Regions from separate parts of the Homo sapiens genome. Here region 2 is linked to region 1. A link is a loop called in an ENCODE intact Hi-C map of the cell type or tissue named here. Cell type or tissue: heart right ventricle. All regions are shown on one strand. Each heading gives the region's core, and the rest is flanking DNA. Links, peaks and the distances in the headings are about the cores only. Region 1 holds the start of IGFALS (insulin like growth factor binding protein acid labile subunit). Region 2 holds the start of MIR3177 (microRNA 3177).

The links. A loop is a pair of places that touch in the nucleus more often than their neighbours do. Peaks named below come from ENCODE experiments on the same cell type or tissue, not always from the same donor. Only the 100,000 strongest peaks of a DNase experiment are listed, where the experiment ranks them.
Region 2: it touches region 1 in a loop (4-fold over the local background); 2 of 110 quality-filtered maps call a loop at or near these places.

The regions. Positions count from the first base shown.
Region 1 is chr16:1,789,033-1,799,345 of GRCh38, reverse strand. It overlaps IGFALS (insulin like growth factor binding protein acid labile subunit), which reads left to right and starts at 5,641. Exons shown (of 2, transcript NM_004970.3): 1 at 5,641-5,709; 2 at 6,945-8,933. The coding sequence starts at 5,694. The coding sequence ends at 8,746. NUBP2 (NUBP iron-sulfur cluster assembly factor 2, cytosolic) reads right to left here. Exons shown (of 7, transcript NM_012225.4): 7 at 10,160-10,313. In heart right ventricle, for the core only: no CTCF peak of the experiment used is centred there; no DNase peak of the experiment used is centred there.
Region 2 is chr16:1,730,352-1,740,664 of GRCh38, reverse strand. All of the region lies in intron 4 of MAPK8IP3 (mitogen-activated protein kinase 8 interacting protein 3), which reads right to left. It overlaps MIR3177 (microRNA 3177), which reads right to left and starts at 5,680; the gene lies at 5,599-5,680. RefSeq lists enhancers at 231-808, 809-1,387, 4,700-5,199, 5,200-5,701. In heart right ventricle, for the core only: no CTCF peak of the experiment used is centred there; no DNase peak of the experiment used is centred there.

The sequences.
Region 1 (10,313 bases), core at 1,292-9,291:
ATGCCCTTCCAGCCATCCCCCAAAGTCTTAACTCATTCCAGCATTAACCCAAAAGTCCAAGTCCAGAGTCTCATCTGAGACAAAGCAAGTCCCTTCTGCCTATAAGCCTGTAAAATCAAAAGCCAAGTGAGTTACTTCCTAGATACAGTGGGGGTACAGGCATTGGGTAAATACACCTATTCCAAATGGGAGAAATTGGCCAAAACAAAGGGGCTACAGGCCCCAGGCAAATCTGAAATCCAACAGGGCAGTCAAATCTTAAAGCTCCAAAATGATCTCCTTTGACTCCATGTCTCACATCCAGATCACACTGATGCAAGAGCTGGGTTCCCAAGGCCTTGGGCAGCTCCACCCCTGTGGCTATGCAGGGTACAGCCCCCCTCCCAGCTGCTTTCACAGGCTTGTGACAAGTGTCTGTGGCTTTTCCAGGTCCATGGTGCAAGCTGTTGTCGGTGGATCTACCATTCTGGGGTCTGGAGGATGGTGGCCCTTTTCTCACAGCTCCACTAGGCAGTGCCCTAGTAGGGACCCTGTGGAGGGATCCAACCCCACATTTCCCTTCCGTATTGCCCTAGCAGAGGTTCTCTGTGAAGACTCTACCCCTGCAGCACACTTCTGCCTGGACATCCAGTAGTTCCTATACATCCTCTGAAATCCAGGCAGAGGTTCCTAAACCTGAATTTTTAATTTATTAATTTATTTATGTTTGAGATGGCGTCTTGCTCTGTCACCCAGGCTGGAGTGCAGTGGCATGATCTTGGCTCACTGCAACTTCTGCCTCCCAGGTTCAAGTGATTCTCCCACCTCAGCCTCCCAGGTAGCTGGGACTAGAGGCGTGCACCACCATGCTTGGCTAATTTTTGTATTTTTAGTAGGGACACGGTTTCACCATGTTGGCCAGGCTGGTCTCAAACTCCTGACCTCAGGTGATCCACTTGCCTCGGCCTCCCAAAGTGTTGGGATTACAGGCGTGAGCCATTGCACCTAGCTCCCAAACCTCAATTCTTGACTTCTGGGCATCTGCAGGCCCAATACCACATGGAAACTGCCAAGGCTTGGGGCTTGCACCCTCTGAAGCAACAGTCTGAGCTGTACCTTGGCTCCTTTAGCCATGGCTGGGAGGCAGGGCACCCGAGACTACACAAAGCAGCAAGGCCCTGGGTCTGGTCCACTAAACCATTTTTTCCTCCTAGGCCTCGGGGCCTGTGATGGGAGGGGCTGCCCTGAAGACGTCTGACATGCCCTGGAGACATTTTCCCCACTGTCTTGGTGATTAACATTTGGCTCCTTGTTATGCAAATTTCTGCAGCCAGCTTAAATTTCTCCTCAGAAAATGGGCTTTTCTGTTTTATGGCATCATCACGCTGCAAATTTTTCAGTCTTTTATGGTTGGCTTCCCTTTTAAACATAAGTTCCAATTCCAAACCATATCTTTGTGAATACATAAAACTGAATGCTTTTAACAGCATCCAGGTCACATTTTGAACAGTTTGCTGCTTAGAAATTTCTTTCACTGGCTGGGCGCAGTGGCTCATGCCTGTAATCCCAGCACTTTGGGAGGCCAAGGCGGGCAGATCACAAGGTCAGGAGATCAAGACGCTCCTGGCCAACATGGTGAGACCCTGTCTCTACTAAAAATACAAAAATTAGCTGGGTGTGACAGCGTGCTTCTGTAGTTCCAGCTACTCAGGAAGCTGAGACAGGAGAATCGCTTGAACATGGGAGGCAGTGGTTGCAGTGAGCCGAGATTGCGCCACTGCACTCCAGCCTGGGTGACAAAGTGAGACTCCATCTCAGAAAAAAAAAAAAAAATTTATTTCACTAGATGCCCTAAATCATCTCTCACAAGTTCAAAGTTCCACAAATCTCTAGAGCAGGGGCAACATGCCACCAGTCTCTGCTAAAACATAGCAAGAGTCACCTTTATTCCAGTTTCCTACAAGTTCCTCTTCTCCGAGACCACCTCAGCCTGGACTTTGTTGGCCATATCACTATCAGGATTTTGGTCAAAGGCATTCAGCAAGTCTAGGAAGCGCCAGACTTTCCCACATCTTCCTGTCCTTTTCTGAGCCCTCCAAACGGTTCCAACCTCTGCCTGCTACCCAGTTCCAAAGTCACTTCCACATTTTTGGGTATCTTTACAGCAGTGTCCCACTGTAATAATAATTATTACAGTAATAATTTACTGTATTAGTCTTTTCTCATGCTGCTGATAAAGACATACCTGAGACTGGGTAATTTATAAAGGAAAGAGGTTTAATGGACTCACAGTTCCACATGGCTGGGGAGGCCTCACAATCATGGCGGAAGGCAGAGGGTCTTACACGGCGGCAGGCAAGAGAGCGTCTGCAGGGGAACTCCCATTTATAAAACCATCAGGTCTCAGCCAGGCGCAGTGGCTCACGCCTGTAATCCCAGCACTTTGGGAGGCTGAGGCGGGTGGATCACGAGGTCAGGAGATCGAGACCATCGTGGTTAACACGGTGAAACCCCATCTCTACTGAAAATACAAAAAATTAGCCGGGCGTAGTGGTGGGCACCTGTAGTCCCAGCTATTTGGGAGGCTGAGGCAGGAGAATGGCATGAACCTGGAAGGTGGAGCTTGCCGTGAGCCGAGATTGTGCCACTGCACTCCAGCCTGGGAGACAGAGCAAGACTCCATCTCAAACAAACACACAAAAAACAAAAACAACCATCAGGTCTCATGAGAGTTACTACCACAACAGTATGGGGAAAACTGCCCCCTGATTGAGTTGTTTCCACCTGTCCCTGCCCTTGACACATGGGAATTATTACAGTTCAAGGTGAGATTTGGGTGGGGATGTGAGGCCAAACCAAATCATCTTTGTTGTTGGTATCTGAGGAATCAACCTCAACATTTAAGGGATATCATCTCAATTAAAATTAAGAACTCTCGCCGGCCCGGTGGCTCACGCTTGTAATCCCAGAGCTTTGGGAGGCCAAGGCAGGCAAATCACCTGAGGTCAGGAGTTTGAGACCAGCCTGACTAACATGGAGAAACCCTGTCTCTACTAAAAATACAAAATTAGGGGCTGGGCACGGTGGCTCACACCTGTAATCCCAGCACTTTGGGAGGCCGAGGCCGGCAAATCACCCGAGGTCGGGAGTTTGAGACCAGCTTGGCCAACATGGTGAAACCCTGTCTCTACTAAAAATACAAAACATTAGCCAGGCGTGGTGGCTCATGCCTGTAATCCCAGCTACTTGGGAGGCTGAGGCAGAAGACTCGCTTGAACATGGGAGGTGGAGGTTGCAGTGAGCGGAGATCACACCACTGGACTCCAGCCCTGGTAACAGACTGAGACTCCATCTCAAAAAATAAATAAATAAAATAAAATAAAAATTAGCCAGGTGTGGTGGTTCATGCCTATAATCCCAGCTACTTGGGAGGCTGAGGCAGGAGAACTGCTTGAACCCAGGAGGCAGAGGTTGCAGTGAGCTGAGATCGCACCATTACACTCCAGCCTGGGCAACGAGCAAAACTCCATCTCAAAAAAAAAAAAAAAAAAAAAACTCACCAGAATCCTAACGAGAGGACAGAAAGGCCACACACCTGAGTGTGCGTGCTGAATGCTTTTGTTTTTTCTTGTATCTTGCAAATCAGAAATCAGCCAGCTAACTAGAAAATCGGCAAGAGACCGAAACCAGCAGTGGCTGAGGCCAGATGACCCTGTGGCTGTGTGCTGGACAAGATGCTCGGTCTCCCAGGTGATGGCCACCGTCCACTCGCCACTGGCCTGAGTGTAGACAGGTATGCACCCACAGGATGCAGAGCCACAGGGCTCGGTGGCATTGCTGGAAACAGTGAGAAGGACAGGGACAGATGTATTCCAGGACGTGACCTAGACATGGCCTCACCTCCCTCGGGTCCTGTCCTACAGAAAGCCAGGCCCTGTGCGGCCTGAAGACAGGCAGAATGCGGCTCATGGAGGAGCCTGGGAGGCCACCGGCCTTGAGCTGGGAGAGGCCACGGGGAGTGGGGCCATTGGGGGTGGCGGCAGTGATGGGGGCCTCTGGAACTCAATGGGCTGAATGTGTGTGTAGGCCTCTGCGTTACCACAGGAATCAAAGAGGCCTGGAGCCCCCTTACGCGGCTGCCGCAACCCTGGTGAGGCTCTGCCCGCCCGCGACACCCGGCCCCTCCCAAAGGAAGAGAACAGGGACAGATTCTCCCTTCCCACCTGGAATGTGTGGGGCTCCCAGGTGGGGTGCGCGGCCTGACGGAGGCCGGGGCCCCCACGGGGACCTCTCCTGAGAGGAGGCCGCCCGGGTCTGCTGGCCTCAGGCCCCAGGCCCCTGCTGAGTCTGCGTTTTCTGCTGAGTAAACGGATCGTGGGTCTTTCTGGGTGTGGACTTTCTCCCCGTGGATCTATAATTTCTCAGAAGAGGAGCCGAGACGCCACCTGGAAAATGATCAATTCTCGATAAAGGGAAGACGATGACAGTGGGCCGGCGGCTTCCCACAGCTCTGCACGGGGCCTGCCAGGTGAGGCCGGAGCTGAGGATGGGGTAGGGCCCTGGAAAACTGTGGTCTCCCCGAGCCCTGGCTGTGCCCCCGCCTGCACCCCTTCCGGCTGCTTCCCTGCACACTTTCCCACTGCCGAGGGACTGGTGGGCAGGCCCCACTGACAGCCAGGGGAGGGGCCTGCAGGGACCTGGAGGGGAGGGGCTGCACCTGCTCAGGCCCTGGGGGAGAGAGCGACTGGTTGGGAAGTGGTTTGAGCAGGTGGAGGGGAACCAGGGGCCTCTGGAGGCAGGTGGAGACGGAGCCCAGGGGTGGCCTTGGACATGGCTGGGCACACATTCCTGTGGCCTCTCTGCACACAAGCGGTGACTGTGGGGCGGCCAGGCCCTCACCAGAGCCTTGGGGGACAGCAAGGGGCAGGTGAGGCTTGTCTGAGGCACAAGACCTGGCTCCCATGGCCAGGCCACCCCCACACACTCCCCGAGGATGGCGCAGGGCAAAAGCAAACAGGCGCCTGCAGCCCTGCCAGGCATTCCTAGAAGAGGCTGGGGGCGGGGCAGTGGCCAGACACCAGCGCCCCTGGGGTCACGGGAGAGGCAGGGTGAGCTTGGGCCCTGGACAGCACCGTGGGCCTGAAGCCCAAACGGCAGCTCCCACCCAGGCTGTAGGGAACCCCCGGGAGGGCGGGTGGATGGCTGGGTGGGGCACGGGGAAGGGGCGGCAGCCCCTTAGCCCCACACGGCTGGCTACTCAGGCCAGGGGTGGGCTCAAGACCCCAGGAGCTGCCCGAGGAGCCCCCTGCCCGCAACAGGACCTGGTAAAACCCTGGGCTCCCCAAACCGGCCTCAAGCCCCAGCCCCTCCCAGGCTGCTGCAAGGGGTCCCCACCCCAACCTGGCTGCCCAGCCCTCCCCAGTCAGCCCTGCAGGGGGCCCGGGCACTGGCCGTCAGCCCCCAGGGCCGCATTACGGCTACCTCGGGCCCCGACTGAAGCTCCCTCACCCCCTGCACTGTCTGCACCCCAGGGCTCCGGGCTGATGCCGGCCGCCCGGCACGAGGGGGTTAACAGAGCCAGGGCCAGCTGGGTTGGGCCAGCCAGGTGACAGGCGCGGGCTGCCCCGCAGTGGGGAAATCCAGAGGGCAGGGGTGGCCGGCACAGCAGACGTACCCTCCCTCGCTGCCTGCCTGCAGCCTGCCCTGCATGCAGGATGGCCCTGAGGAAAGGTGAGGCCCCCGAGTGCCCCGCCACCCACTCTAGGGGTGGCCAGTCTGTGACCCTGAGCCCGCTGGGGAGAGGCCGGGGTAGCCCCCAAGGAAGCTCTGGGGGGCTCAGCTCTGGGGGTCTGCGGGGGACTCTGGGGAGCCCACAGTCGGAAATGCGGCTGCTGGGGTTGGCAGGGGGACACAGCTGTGCCTGGCACCAGGGGTCTCTGTCCCGTCCTCCACCCTAAGGGCGCTGGCGGCGGCACAGGGGAGGAGGGCCAGGTGCAGGCCGGACCCTTCAGCTCCCAGCACAGCGGCGGGAAGTGCCCCGCACGGCCCGCGTTGTGGGCCCGGCCCAGGCAGGAGACGTTGGCTCACACCCCATTGTCTCTGTGGGGTGACCCCTTGCAGCTTCGGCCACCCCCAAGCCTGAGCTGAGCTCCAGAGCTGGCTCAGGCCACTCCCAACCCATCGTGACAGAAGGGCAGTCGGGGGGGCCCCACCTCGCCCCTGCCACCATCCCAGCAATTCCACACTCTCTGAGGATGGGGGGGCCATACAGTAGAGGTTTTGGGTCATCGCTGCTTGGGAGCCTGCTGGCTGGGTCTGTGGGGCCTGTGGCCCCTTGTCCTGAAAGGCAATGTGAGCTTTGGTGGCCGACGGTCCAGGGTTCCTACCTGTCCCCCGACGGCGGTGCCCCGGTCCCCTCCCGCAGCACCCGACCAAGGCCTGGATGCAGGCAGGTGAGACCCCGCTGGGGGGCCTAACTGGGGCAGGAGGTGCCCAGCTCCCTGTCCAGCCTCTGAGGGCAGTGAGCGAGTGCCCACCAAGACCTGCTGCAGAATATTCTGAAAATGGCCGGACCTTGGCCAATGGCTCAGTTCCCTCCCCTTCCTCTAGGCCAACGTGGCAGACTGGCCTGGCTCAAGCGCCTGCCTTGGGGGTGCGGCTGCCACATGGCCAGACAGCCCGAGACCCAGCCTGGCCGAGCCCACGTGGCCTGCGCACAGCTGGAGAGCCAAGCCCTGAGCGTCTGTGCAGCGGGGCGGGGCGGCCACTCCTCTGTCCCATGGGGTGGGAAGCGCAGTGTCAGCTTTTGAGCCGGAGGACCTGTGGGGCTCACCGGCTTCTTCGCATCTCAGCGGGTGACCTCGAGCCTCAGTTCACACCTGAGCGCCGCTTCCGGCTGTGCTGGTATCAGGCTCACTCGGGCAGAGCCCTCCTCGGGCCGCCTCCCCAAGCCTCTCCCCCCGCAGGAGGCCTGGCCCTGGCGCTGCTGCTGCTGTCCTGGGTGGCACTGGGCCCCCGCAGCCTGGAGGGAGCAGACCCCGGAACGCCGGGGGAAGCCGAGGGCCCAGCGTGCCCGGCCGCCTGTGTCTGCAGCTACGATGACGACGCGGATGAGCTCAGCGTCTTCTGCAGCTCCAGGAACCTCACGCGCCTGCCTGATGGAGTCCCGGGCGGCACCCAAGCCCTGTGGCTGGACGGCAACAACCTCTCGTCCGTCCCCCCGGCAGCCTTCCAGAACCTCTCCAGCCTGGGCTTCCTCAACCTGCAGGGCGGCCAGCTGGGCAGCCTGGAGCCACAGGCGCTGCTGGGCCTAGAGAACCTGTGCCACCTGCACCTGGAGCGGAACCAGCTGCGCAGCCTGGCACTCGGCACGTTTGCACACACGCCCGCGCTGGCCTCGCTCGGCCTCAGCAACAACCGTCTGAGCAGGCTGGAGGACGGGCTCTTCGAGGGCCTCGGCAGCCTCTGGGACCTCAACCTCGGCTGGAATAGCCTGGCGGTGCTCCCCGATGCGGCGTTCCGCGGCCTGGGCAGCCTGCGCGAGCTGGTGCTGGCGGGCAACAGGCTGGCCTACCTGCAGCCCGCGCTCTTCAGCGGCCTGGCCGAGCTCCGGGAGCTGGACCTGAGCAGGAACGCGCTGCGGGCCATCAAGGCAAACGTGTTCGTGCAGCTGCCCCGGCTCCAGAAACTCTACCTGGACCGCAACCTCATCGCTGCCGTGGCCCCGGGCGCCTTCCTGGGCCTGAAGGCGCTGCGATGGCTGGACCTGTCCCACAACCGCGTGGCTGGCCTCCTGGAGGACACGTTCCCCGGTCTGCTGGGCCTGCGTGTGCTGCGGCTGTCCCACAACGCCATCGCCAGCCTGCGGCCCCGCACCTTCAAGGACCTGCACTTCCTGGAGGAGCTGCAGCTGGGCCACAACCGCATCCGGCAGCTGGCTGAGCGCAGCTTTGAGGGCCTGGGGCAGCTTGAGGTGCTCACGCTAGACCACAACCAGCTCCAGGAGGTCAAGGCGGGCGCTTTCCTCGGCCTCACCAACGTGGCGGTCATGAACCTCTCTGGGAACTGTCTCCGGAACCTTCCGGAGCAGGTGTTCCGGGGCCTGGGCAAGCTGCACAGCCTGCACCTGGAGGGCAGCTGCCTGGGACGCATCCGCCCGCACACCTTCACCGGCCTCTCGGGGCTCCGCCGACTCTTCCTCAAGGACAACGGCCTCGTGGGCATTGAGGAGCAGAGCCTGTGGGGGCTGGCGGAGCTGCTGGAGCTCGACCTGACCTCCAACCAGCTCACGCACCTGCCCCACCGCCTCTTCCAGGGCCTGGGCAAGCTGGAGTACCTGCTGCTCTCCCGCAACCGCCTGGCAGAGCTGCCGGCGGACGCCCTGGGCCCCCTGCAGCGGGCCTTCTGGCTGGACGTCTCGCACAACCGCCTGGAGGCATTGCCCAACAGCCTCTTGGCACCACTGGGGCGGCTGCGCTACCTCAGCCTCAGGAACAACTCACTGCGGACCTTCACGCCGCAGCCCCCGGGCCTGGAGCGCCTGTGGCTGGAGGGTAACCCCTGGGACTGTGGCTGCCCTCTCAAGGCGCTGCGGGACTTCGCCCTGCAGAACCCCAGTGCTGTGCCCCGCTTCGTCCAGGCCATCTGTGAGGGGGACGATTGCCAGCCGCCCGCGTACACCTACAACAACATCACCTGTGCCAGCCCGCCCGAGGTCGTGGGGCTCGACCTGCGGGACCTCAGCGAGGCCCACTTTGCTCCCTGCTGACCAGGTCCCCGGACTCAAGCCCCGGACTCAGGCCCCCACCTGGCTCACCTTGTGCTGGGGACAGGTCCTCAGTGTCCTCAGGGGCCTGCCCAGTGCACTTGCTGGAAGACGCAAGGGCCTGATGGGGTGGAAGGCATGGCGGCCCCCCCAGCTGTCATCAATTAAAGGCAAAGGCAATCGAATCTAACAGGCACAGTGGGTGACTGCGAACGTGAAACCAGGGAGGGGGCTGGGGGCTCGGCGCGCAGCTGTGGTCTCAGAGCTTTGGGAGGCCGAGGCGGGCGGATCGCTTGAGCCCAGGAGTTTGAGAGACCGTCCTGGGCAACACAAGAGAGACCCCGTCTCTACAAAAAATAAAAAAAATTAGCATAGCATGGTGGCCCATGCCTGTGGTCCTAGGGAGGCCGAGGCAGGAGGACTACTGGAGCCTGGGAGGTAGAGGCTGCCGTGAGCCAAGACTGCACCACTGCACTCCAGCCTGGGCGGCAGAGCAACACCCTGTCTCAAAAAAACCCACCTGGCTCAGGGGAGGGGAGGATGGTGTTGCCTGGGTACGCCTTGGTCTCCTCACCTCTCTCCTCCCCGGCTTGGCCACGCCCAGGGCCCCCGCCTGGATCCTGCCCCGCCACCGCCCTGGCCAACTGCCCCACACCCATGTGTCTTCCTGGTCCCCGTGGCTGCCCCTCGGGCTCCCCAGAACATCCTCCAGGAATGATGGCACCAACTCGAATCCCCAGGGGCTCTGCGTCTCACCCCTCCTCTTTGAGGGATCGCCCTGAGGACCAGGCAGTGTCCCCGAGGGGTGTGGTCCAGGCAGCCAGGGCGCGGCTGAGGTGGGGTGAGGAGGGAGCGCGGGGCGGGCCGTCCGCCTTGCGTGGGAAGCCGCACCCCCTGCAGATGCCGTGGGCGTTTGTCTCTGCCCCCCCCAGGCACCGGCATCGTCAGCCCAGGTGCTCCTGGTGCCCTCTCACCCACCCAGAGGCCGCCCGGGTTGGTTCCGGGCCCCCACCTCCAGGGTCCTCCCCTGCTGAAGGCTGAGCTCTTCCTTTGGGAAAAATGGCGCGTTCTGCTTTCTGGAAGGGCTTTCCTTTCGGGTCTCACTGGGAAGAGGTGCAGGGGACCCCTGGGATTGGAGCTCCCTTCTCAACCTGACTTCTGGTCTCTGTCCCGGGAGGGGCCCCTTTAGTGTCCCAGGGAGGCCATTCTTCCACGGCGAAGGGGCCAGCTGTCAGGTTTATCACAAAATCTCCCCGAATTCCCACCAAATAAGATGCAAACACATCAGCACCTGGGCCCAGGGGCTTGTTGACAACGGAACGAACGAACCTGCCGGCCTGGCCCAGTCCAGCCCAGAAACTTACAGAAGCAGGTGCTGTCTGACCCCGAAGGACAGAAGACTCTAGAAACATCAGATCTGTCGCCACAGCAGCGGACACGTTTAATGGCAGGCGCCTCTACAGTTACAAAACATGCCTGAGGTCAGTTCGCCCCCTTAGGGGGCACTCCCCGAGCTAAACACAGATGACAGCGACCCAGGGTGCTGGAGGCCCGGGGTCACCTGAGGACT
Region 2 (10,313 bases), core at 1,095-9,094, 58 kb after region 1:
CGGCAGCGACAGCACAGAGGGCAAGACAAGGAGACAGGCGTTAGAAGGCGTGGGCAGCAGAATGCGCACACGCCACATGGATGGTCAGCATGTGGTGATGGCACAGAGGGCGAGACAAGGAGACAGGTGTTAGAGGGCGTGGGCCACAGCGTGCGCACACGCTCATATGGACGGTCACACAGATGCTCACACGGACGGTCAGCATGTGACGATAAGGAGACAGGTGTTAGAGGGTGTGGGCAGCAGCGTGTGCACACGCTCACACGGACGGTCACACGCTTACACGGACGGTCACACAGACGGTTGCACGCTCACACGGAGGCTCACAAGGACGCCTACACGGTTACGGATGATCACACGGATGCTCACACGGTTATGCGGACACTCACACGGACGGTCACACACTCACACGAACGGTCACACAGATGCTCACACGGACGGTCACACGGAAGCTCACACGGACGGTCACACACTCACACGAACGGTCACACAGATGCTCACACGGACGGTCACACGGAAGCTCACACGGACAGTCACACGCTCACACGGACGGTCACAGGGATGCTCACACGGACGGTCACACGGATGCTCACGCTCACACGGACAGTCACACGGATGCTCACACGGACGGTCACACGGATGCTCACACGCTCACACGGATGGTCACACGGATGCTCACACGGACGGTCACACGCTCACACGGACGGTCACACGGATGCTCACACGGACAGTCACACGGAAGCTCACACGGACGGTCACAGGGATGCTCACACGGACGGTCACACGGATGCTCACAGGCTCACACGGTCACACGGATGCTCACACGGACGGTCACACGGATGCTCACACGCTCACACGGATGGTCACACGGATGCTCACATGGACGGTGACACGCTCACATGGACGGTCACACACGGACGGTCACACACACACGGTCACACAGATGCTCACACGGACGGTCACACGGAAGCTCACACGGACGGTCACTCACACGAACGGTCACACAGATGCTCACACGGACGGTCACACGGAAGCTCACACGGACGGTCACACGGAAGCTCACACGGACGGTCACACACGGACGGTCACACACACACGAACGGTCACACAGATGCTCACACGGATGGTCACACGGAAGCTCACACGGACGGTCACACACTCACACGAACGGTCACACATGCTCACACGGACGGTCACACGGAAGCTCACACGGACGGTCACACGGAGGCTCACACGGACGGTCACAGGGATGCTCACATGGACGGTCACACGGATGCTCACACGGACGGTCACACGGATGCTCACACGGATGCTCACATGGATGGTCACACTCTCACACGGATGGTCACACACTCACACGGACGGTCACAGGCTCACATGGATGCTCACACGGACGGTCACACAGATGCTCACATGGATGGTCACACTCTCACGGACGGTCACACGCTCACACGGACGCTCACACGGACGGTCACACGGATGCTCACATGGATGGTCACACTCACACGGATGGTCACACACACGGACGGTCACACGCTCACACGGATGCTCACACAGACGGTCACACAGATGCTCACATGGATGGTCACACTCACACGGACGCTCACACGCTCACACGGACGCTCACACGGACGCTCACACAGATGCTCACATGGATGGTCACACACACGGATGCTCACATGCTCACACGGACGGTCACACAGATGCTCACATGGGTGGTCACACTCTCACACGGACGCTCACACACATGGATGCTACACGGATGGTCACACAGATGCTCACATGGATGGTCACACTCACACGGACGCTCACACGCTCACACGGACGCTCACACGGACGGTCACACAGATGCTCACATGGGTGGTCACACTCACACGGACGCTCACACGCTCACACGGACGCTCACACGGACGGTCACAGATGCTCACATGGGTGGTCACACTCACACGGATGCTCACACGCTCACATGGATGCTACACGGACGGTCACACATGCTCACATGGATGGTCACACTCACACGGACGCTCACACGCTCACACCGATGCTCACACGGACGGTCACACAGATGCTCACATGGATGGTCACACTCACACGGATGCTCACACGCTCACACGGATGCTCACACGGACAGTCACACAGATGCTCACATGGATGGTCACACACACGGACGGTCACACGCTCACACGGATGCTCACACGGACGGTCACACATGCTCACATGGATGGTCACTCTCTCACACGGTCACACGCTCACACGGACGCTCACACGGTCACACGGATGCTCACATGGATGGTCACACTCACACGGATGGTCACACACACGGACGGTCACACGCTCACGGATGCTCACACGGACGGTCACACAGATGCTCACATGGATGGTCACACTCACACGGACGGTCACACGCTCACACGGATGCTCAAATGGATGGTCACACTCTCACACGGATGGTCACACACACGGACGGTCACACGCTCACGGACGCTCACACGGACGGTCACACAGATGCTCACATGGATGGTCACACACACGGACAGTCACGCTCACACGGACGGTCACATGGATGCTCACATGGATGGTCACACTCTCACACGGATGGTCACACACTCACACGGACGGTCACACGCTCACACGGATGCTCACACGGACGGTCACACAGATGCTCACATGGATGGTCACACGGACGGTCACACGCTCACACGGACGCTCACACGGACAGTCACACGGATGCTCACATGGATGGTCACACACACGGACGGTCACACGCTCACACGGATGCTCACACGGACGGTCACACAGATGCTCACATGGATGGTCACACACACGGACAGTCACGCTCACACGGACGCTCACACGGACGGTCACATGGATGCTCACATGGATGGTCACTCACACGGATGGTCACACACACGGATGGTCACGCTCACACGGATGCTCACACGGACGGTCACACAGATGCTCACATGGATGGTCACACACGGACGGTCACACGCTCACACGGACGCTCACACGGACAGTCACACGGATGCTCACATGGATGGTCACACACACGGACGGTCACACGCTCACACGGATGCTCACGGACGGTCACACAGATGCTCACATGGATGGTCACACTCTCACACGAATGGTCACACACTCACACGGACGGTCACACGCTCACACGGACGCTCACACGGACGGTCACACAGATGCTCACATGGGTGGTCACACTCACACGGACGCTCACACACTCACACGGACGCTCACACGGACGGTCACACAGATGCTCACATGGATGGTCACACTCTCACACGGACGGTCACACACTCACGGACGGTCACGCTCACACGGATGCTCACACGGACGGTCACACAGATGCTCACATGGATGGTCACACTCACACGGACGCTCACACGCTCACACGGACGCTCACACGGTCACACGGATGCTTACATGGATGGTCACACTCTCACGGATGGTCACACGCTCACACGGACGGTCACACGCTCACACGGATGCTCACACGGACGGTCACGGATGGTCACATGCTCACACGGACGGTCACACAGATGCTCACATGGATGGTCACACTCACACGGACGGTCACACGCTCACACGGACGCTCACACGGACGGTCACACGGATGCTCACATGGATGGTCACACTCTCACACGGACGGTCACACGCTCACACGGATGCTCACACGGACGGTCACACGGACGGTCACACGCTCACATGGACGGTCACGGATGCTCACATGGATGGTCACTCACACAGACGGTCACACACGGACGGTCACACGCTCACGGATGCTCACATGGACGGTCACACACGGACGGTCACACGCTCACACGGACGCTCACACGGACGGTCACACGCTCACACGGACGGTCACACACGGATGGTCACACAGACGGTCACACGGATGCTCACATGGATGGTCACACGCTCACACGGACGGTCACACGCTCACACGGACGCTCACACGGTCGGTCACACGGATGCTCACACGGACGGTCACACGCTCACACGGACGGTCACACGCTCACACGGACGCTCACACGGACGGTCACACGGATGCTCACATGGATGGTCACACGCTCACACGGACGGTCACACACGGACAGTCACACGCTCACACGGATGCTCACACGGACGGTCACACACGGACGGTCACACGCTCACACGGACGCTCACGGTCACACGGATGCTCACATGGATGGTCACACGCTCACACGGACAGTCACACGCTCACACGGATGCTTACACGGACGGTCACACACGGACGGTCACGCTCACACGGATGCTCACACGGACGGTCACACACGGACGGTCACACGCTCACACGGATGCTCACACGGTCACACGCTCACACGGACGCTCACGGTCACACGGATGCTCACATGGATGGTCACACGCTCACACGGACAGTCACACGCTCACACGGATGCTTACACGGACGCTCACACGGATGGTCACACATGCTCACACGGACGGTCACACGCTCACACGGACGCTCACACGGACGGTCACACAGATGCTCACATGGATGGTCACACACACGGACGGTCACACGGATGCTCACATGGACGGTCACACTCTCACACGGATGGTCACACACACGGACGGTCACACGCTCACACGGATGCTCACATGGACGGTCACACTCTCACATGGACGGTCACACGGATGCTCACATGGACGGTCACACGGATGCTCACATGGGCGGTCACACTCACACAGACGGTCACACGGATGCTCACGGATGGTCACACGGATGCTCACATGGACAGTCACACAGATGCTCCATGGACGGTCATATGGATGCTCACACGGGCGGTCACGCTCTCACACGGACGGTCACACGGATGGTCACACAGATGCTCACATGGACGGTCACACTCTCACATGGACGGTCACACGGATGCTCACATGGACGGTCACACTCTCACATGGACGGTCACACGGATGCTCACACGGACAGGCACACAGACGCTCACACGGACGGTCACACGGATGCTCACATGGATGGTCACACTCACATGGACAGTCACACGGATGCTCACACGGATGGTCACACGGATGCTCACACGGATGGTCACACGGACTCTCACATGGACGGTCACACTCTCACACGGACGCTCACACGGACGGTCACACGGCTGCTCACACGGATGGTCACACGGACGCTCACATGGACGGTCACACTCTCACACGGACGCTCACACGGACGGTCACACGGATGCTCACACGGATGGTCACACGGACGCTCACATGGACGGTCACACGTTCCACACGAACGCTCACGTGGATGCTCACATGGACGCTCACACGCTCACATGGACGCTCACTCACATGGACACACACGGAAACACGGACAGTCACATGGACCGTCGCACACTCACAGACGGTCACATGCTCACACGGATGCTCACACCGATGGTCACATGGACGCTCACACGGACGGCCAGGATGTGGTGATGTGAGACACGCAGGGCGGCCGTACCCCGATGAGACAGAAGCCACACACAGGCACCCAAGAGGGACAGACATGCGACACACGAGCCCTCTTGGCTTTGACAAGAGGCCCTGGAACGGGGCTGTGTGGCAGTTCAGCCAGTGCCACGTGTCCCCAGTGCCGTGCACTGCGCGAATGTCTCAAGACAGCGCCTGGCACGTGTGTACACATGGCACGTGGTGACGGCACACATGTGGCCACACAGACACACACACACTCTGCAGCAGTGGCCCGAGAACACTGCCTGGCGTTTGCACTCACACCGACTGCATTCCAGACACACACTCACTAAGCCACGCCAGGCGTGAAGGAAAATGTCCATCTGGGTCAGGAAGGAGGGCGCCCAGCGCTGAGGATGGACGGCGCCCTCATGGTGAATCAAGGGGTTTTGGCTGAGCAGATGGGACTGACTCAAATATGTGTCCCCCAAGGGACCAAAGGTTGTGGCAGGACAGAATCCACACCAGAGAAGAGAGAGCAGGTGTCCAGCAGGGACGGGCTCCTTCCAGCTCAACTGCCCAGCAACAGCATACATCACCAAGGCCTGTCCCAGCACCCCTGACCCCACAAAGGCAAGCACTCGGGACAGGGGAGGGGGGCCGTGCCTTCCTCCTTTAGCTGGCTCATGCCTTCAGAGGCACAAGGCTGTGGCTGCCATCCACGCCTGCAGGCAGGTGGCAGACAGCACGTGAGCCCCACCCTCTCCTTCCTGGCCAGGGTCTCGGCCTGGGGAGGCAGGGGACACACGAGCCCGGAGGTGGCTCTTAATGCCACCACCGCAACAGCAGGCGTGACCGATTCCGTGCGCTGGTGATGCGGCTCAGTACCACCGCCGGCCAGGGAGGGAGGCAGGGGTAGCCCAGCCATAGCCCTGCCCCTCTGTCGCCCCCATGGAGCATGCTCCCGTCAGGGCCTCGGCATGCTCAGGGAGACAGGGCCGCCAGCCCCAGCGCCTTCTTCCCGCAGGGCCAACGTCTTCTCACGTGCTGTGGAGATCTGGCAAGGAGGCCCAGGGGCCAGAGTAATGTAGCTGCGCAGACCCCACTGCAGGGTGCCTTCTGGCTGGATCCAGTCATGGCAACCAAGGCTTTGGTGTAAACCTGGATGAGACCCCTCCCTCTCCCACAGAGGTGCAGGGGTCCTGTTTCACAAATGGAGGCTTCCTGGGGTCCGTGGCTGGGGAAGGCCCCTACCACACAGCCACTGCTGCTGGCGTTGCTCCCACGGCCGGTGCCAAAGGTCCTGTGTGCCCAGAAGAAGTGAATGGCTGGGGCCAGGTCAGGCAGAAGGACCTGGTTGTGGCAGCGCTGACAAGAGAGCACCCCAGATCCATCCCTTACAAAATGATCGAGGGGCTTCTTCCAGAGGGCACCGTCTGGTTCCCTGAGGGGAGTGCAGCAGCCCTGACATAGCCTTCAGGAGCCGTGGCAGAGCTGCAGAGGGGACCCCAGCAGTGGGGCCCTGACAAGGACGAGGTGCACCACCATGGGGCTTCCCACTGAACTCTCGGCGCCAGGACGAGCCAAGGGACGGGGGCGGCGCCCAGCCCAGACTCAGCTCAGGTCCCTGGGTCCCGCGGGGACACCTCGACAGCAGGTTCCTGGGCCACCTTCTGCCCCACACCATGAGAGAAACATGCAGGACGAAGTACTCCTTGCCCCGCAGCCACGCGCCTCTTCCAGGTAGGCCTGGCCTGGCCCATGACGACGGCAGCATCAGGCGGCTCTGGAGCTGGGGCAGCCTCTGCTCTTGGCTGAGCTCACATGGCCCTGGGGCTCTCAGGACCTCTCGGGTGTTGTCTGTGGGCCTGGGGTGGGGATCACTGCAACTCGGAACCTGGGCTCTCGGCCGGCGTCCTGAGTTCACACGTCACACCTCTGGGATCTGGGATGAGCTGGGCACACTGTTGCTGGGCTCCTCCTGCCCAGGCGCCCTCCGACACAGCCTCAGAGGCACTCCTGTCTGAGGCTGCGCTGGCAAGGAGGCAGCTGAAGGTTCTGGAATGCTGCAGCTCCCAGGGGATGGCCAAACTGCCTGCCTCTGCCCCCAGCTCCCCTGAAAAACAACACAAAGATCCCGGGTCCAGGTTCGATTTTAATTCCAGTTAGCTTGGAATCCTCTTCCAACTGCCGAGAGCCAGAGGTGAGGATGTCCCAGCGTGCATGCCACGAGACGGGAGCTGCGAATGAGAATCTCCCACTGTGGGATCTGATGGAAACACCTGCAAGGCTTTCACAGCTTGCCAAGCTGGCATCCACACGCCCCGGTGTAGTTCTCATGGTGCTCCAGGTGGGCGGATGGCTGGCGCTGCCCATTCTTGGGGCAAGCTGGCATCCACACGCCCTGGCGTAGTTCTCATGGTGCTCCAGGTGGGCGGATGGCTGGCACCACCCGTTCTCGGGGCAAGCTGGCATCCACACGCCCTGGCGTAGTTCTCATGGTGCTCCAGGTGGGCGGATGGCTGGCACCACCTGTTCTCGGGGCAAGCTGGCATCCACACGCCCTGGCGTAGTTCTCATGGTGCTCTGGGTGGGCAGATGGCCGGCGCCGCCCGTTCTCAGGGCAAGTCCCTGAGAACTGCAGGTCCCTGCTCCAGCTGAGAGCAGCGAGACTGCCTGAGGACCTGCTGCTGCAGGCTCCACGGCACGCCCCTGGCCAGCTGGGCCTTTGCGCACACCGTGCATTTGCTCTCACGTCCAGAGACTCGGAAGCAGAGTCTGACAGCTTCTTCTGTATCATCCAGAACGTGACCCATGAAGCCCAGAGCTGGACGTTCTGACCCTTCTCGTTTGCAGGTGTAACCCCCAGAACAGGCAGGCACGATGCAGCTTTCGCAGCTGGCCAGGCCTTGATGGGGTGTGAGGGAGGCTTTTGCCATCGCAGCCCTGGCTGTGGGAGGCTTGGGGGCAGAAACAGGCTTCCCCCCTTCCAGCTGCCCCAGCTCTGTAGGACGGCAGCTTCTGACTTCAGGCCCTTCCTCCCCGCTGCTGGAGACTCAGAACGAGAGCGCCAACCTCCCCAGCCCAGGTCGCGTCTCTGGTCTCCCATGGCCGGTCCCCTGGAGCTGCAATACCCTGGCAAGATCTCTGATGCTCTGCTCCCTGGGGCCTGCAGCCCGGCTTTCTCCTGATTCAAAGGGCACAGAAAACGGAGAGGAACCCATTCTAGGCAGGCTCCCCCGACTCTCTGAGGAAAACCAGCACCGAGCCCTGGAAACCCACCGGTACCCCCACCCTGTGGAAGGAATAAGACTCAGTGCAGGGCTGGCCAAGGCTCCTGGGCTCATCCACACAGTATTTGAGGCAGTATGTTCTAGAAAGTCCCTCAAACACTAAACCATTGCCCCTAGGGGAAAAATATGTACACATGCAGGTACGCGTATAAGATTGTGATCTCAAATCCTCAAAGCCATGCATTCCGGTCAGTTCTACTTCCTTTATTTTACAAAAACGAAAAGGAGGTTGGAAATATAGGGTGGCTGGCCACCCTACTAACAGGAAATCCTCAAAGCAATGCATCCTGGTCAGTTCTATTTCCTTTATTTTAAAGGAAGTTGGAAATATAGGGTGACTAGCCACCCCACTAACAGGTGCCACAGCTGGGCTTGGAGCCCCTGGAACTAACCCTAGAACTGGCCTCATGCGTGACACGTGACACTGCCTGGCCCTCCTGTCTCCTCTCCGGGCATCTGGGTAGGAGGTGAAGAGGAGGGCAGAGCATCGCCTTGTCCCACCTCTGTGGGGAGCCAGCACAGGGACTCCCGTTTCTCCCTAATGTGTGCCTGTCTGCAAAGGACTGTTAAGTGCTCTGAGTACTGATTCCCTTTCTTTCTTTTTTGAGACAGGCTCTCACTCTACCACCCAGGCTGGAGTGCAGTGCGCAATCTTGGCTCGCTGCCACCTCCGCCCCTGGGGTTCAGGTGATTCTCCTGCCTCAGCCTCCAGAGTAGCTGGGACCACAGGCATGCACCATCACACTGGCTAATTTTGTTATTTTTATGATTTATTATTTATTTATGTATTTATTTTTGAGATGGACTCTCTGTCGCCCAGGCTGGAGTGCTGTGGCGTGATCTCAGCTCACTGCAGTCTCCGCCTCCCAAGCTCAAGCAATTCTCCTGCCTCAGCCTCTCTAGTAGCTGGGACTACAGGCATGTGCCACCACACCCAGCTAATTTTTGTATTTTTAGTAGAGACGGGGTTTCACCGTGTTGGCCAGGCTGGTCTCAAACTCCTGACCTCAAGTGATCTGCCGGCCTCAGCCTTCCAAAGTGCCGGGATTACAGGTGTGAGCCACTGTGCCTACCCTTTTTTTTTTTTTTTTTGACAGAGTCTCACTCTGTCGCCCAGGCTGGAGTGCAGTGGTGCGATCTTGGCTCACTGCAACCTCTGCCTCCCGGGTTCAAGTGATTCTCCTGCCTCAGCCTCCAGAATAGCTGGAACTACAGGCGCCCGCCACCACACCCGGCTAATTTTTTATATTTTTAGTAGAGATGGGGTTTCAACATGTTAGCCAGGATGGTCTCGATCTCCTGACCTCATGATCCGCCCTCCTTGCCCTCCCAAAGTGCTGGGATTACAGGAGTGTTTCGTAGAGATGGGGTTTCACCATGTTAGCCAGGATGGTCTTGATCTCCTGATCTCGTGATCTGCCCACCTCGGCCTCCCAAAGTGCTGGAATGACAGGCGTGAGCCACTGAGCCCGGCTTAATTTTTGTATTTTTAATAGAGATGGGGTTTCACCACATTGGCCAAGCTAGTCTCGAGCTCCTGACCTCAAGTGATCCACCCACCTCGGCCTCCCAAAGTGCTGG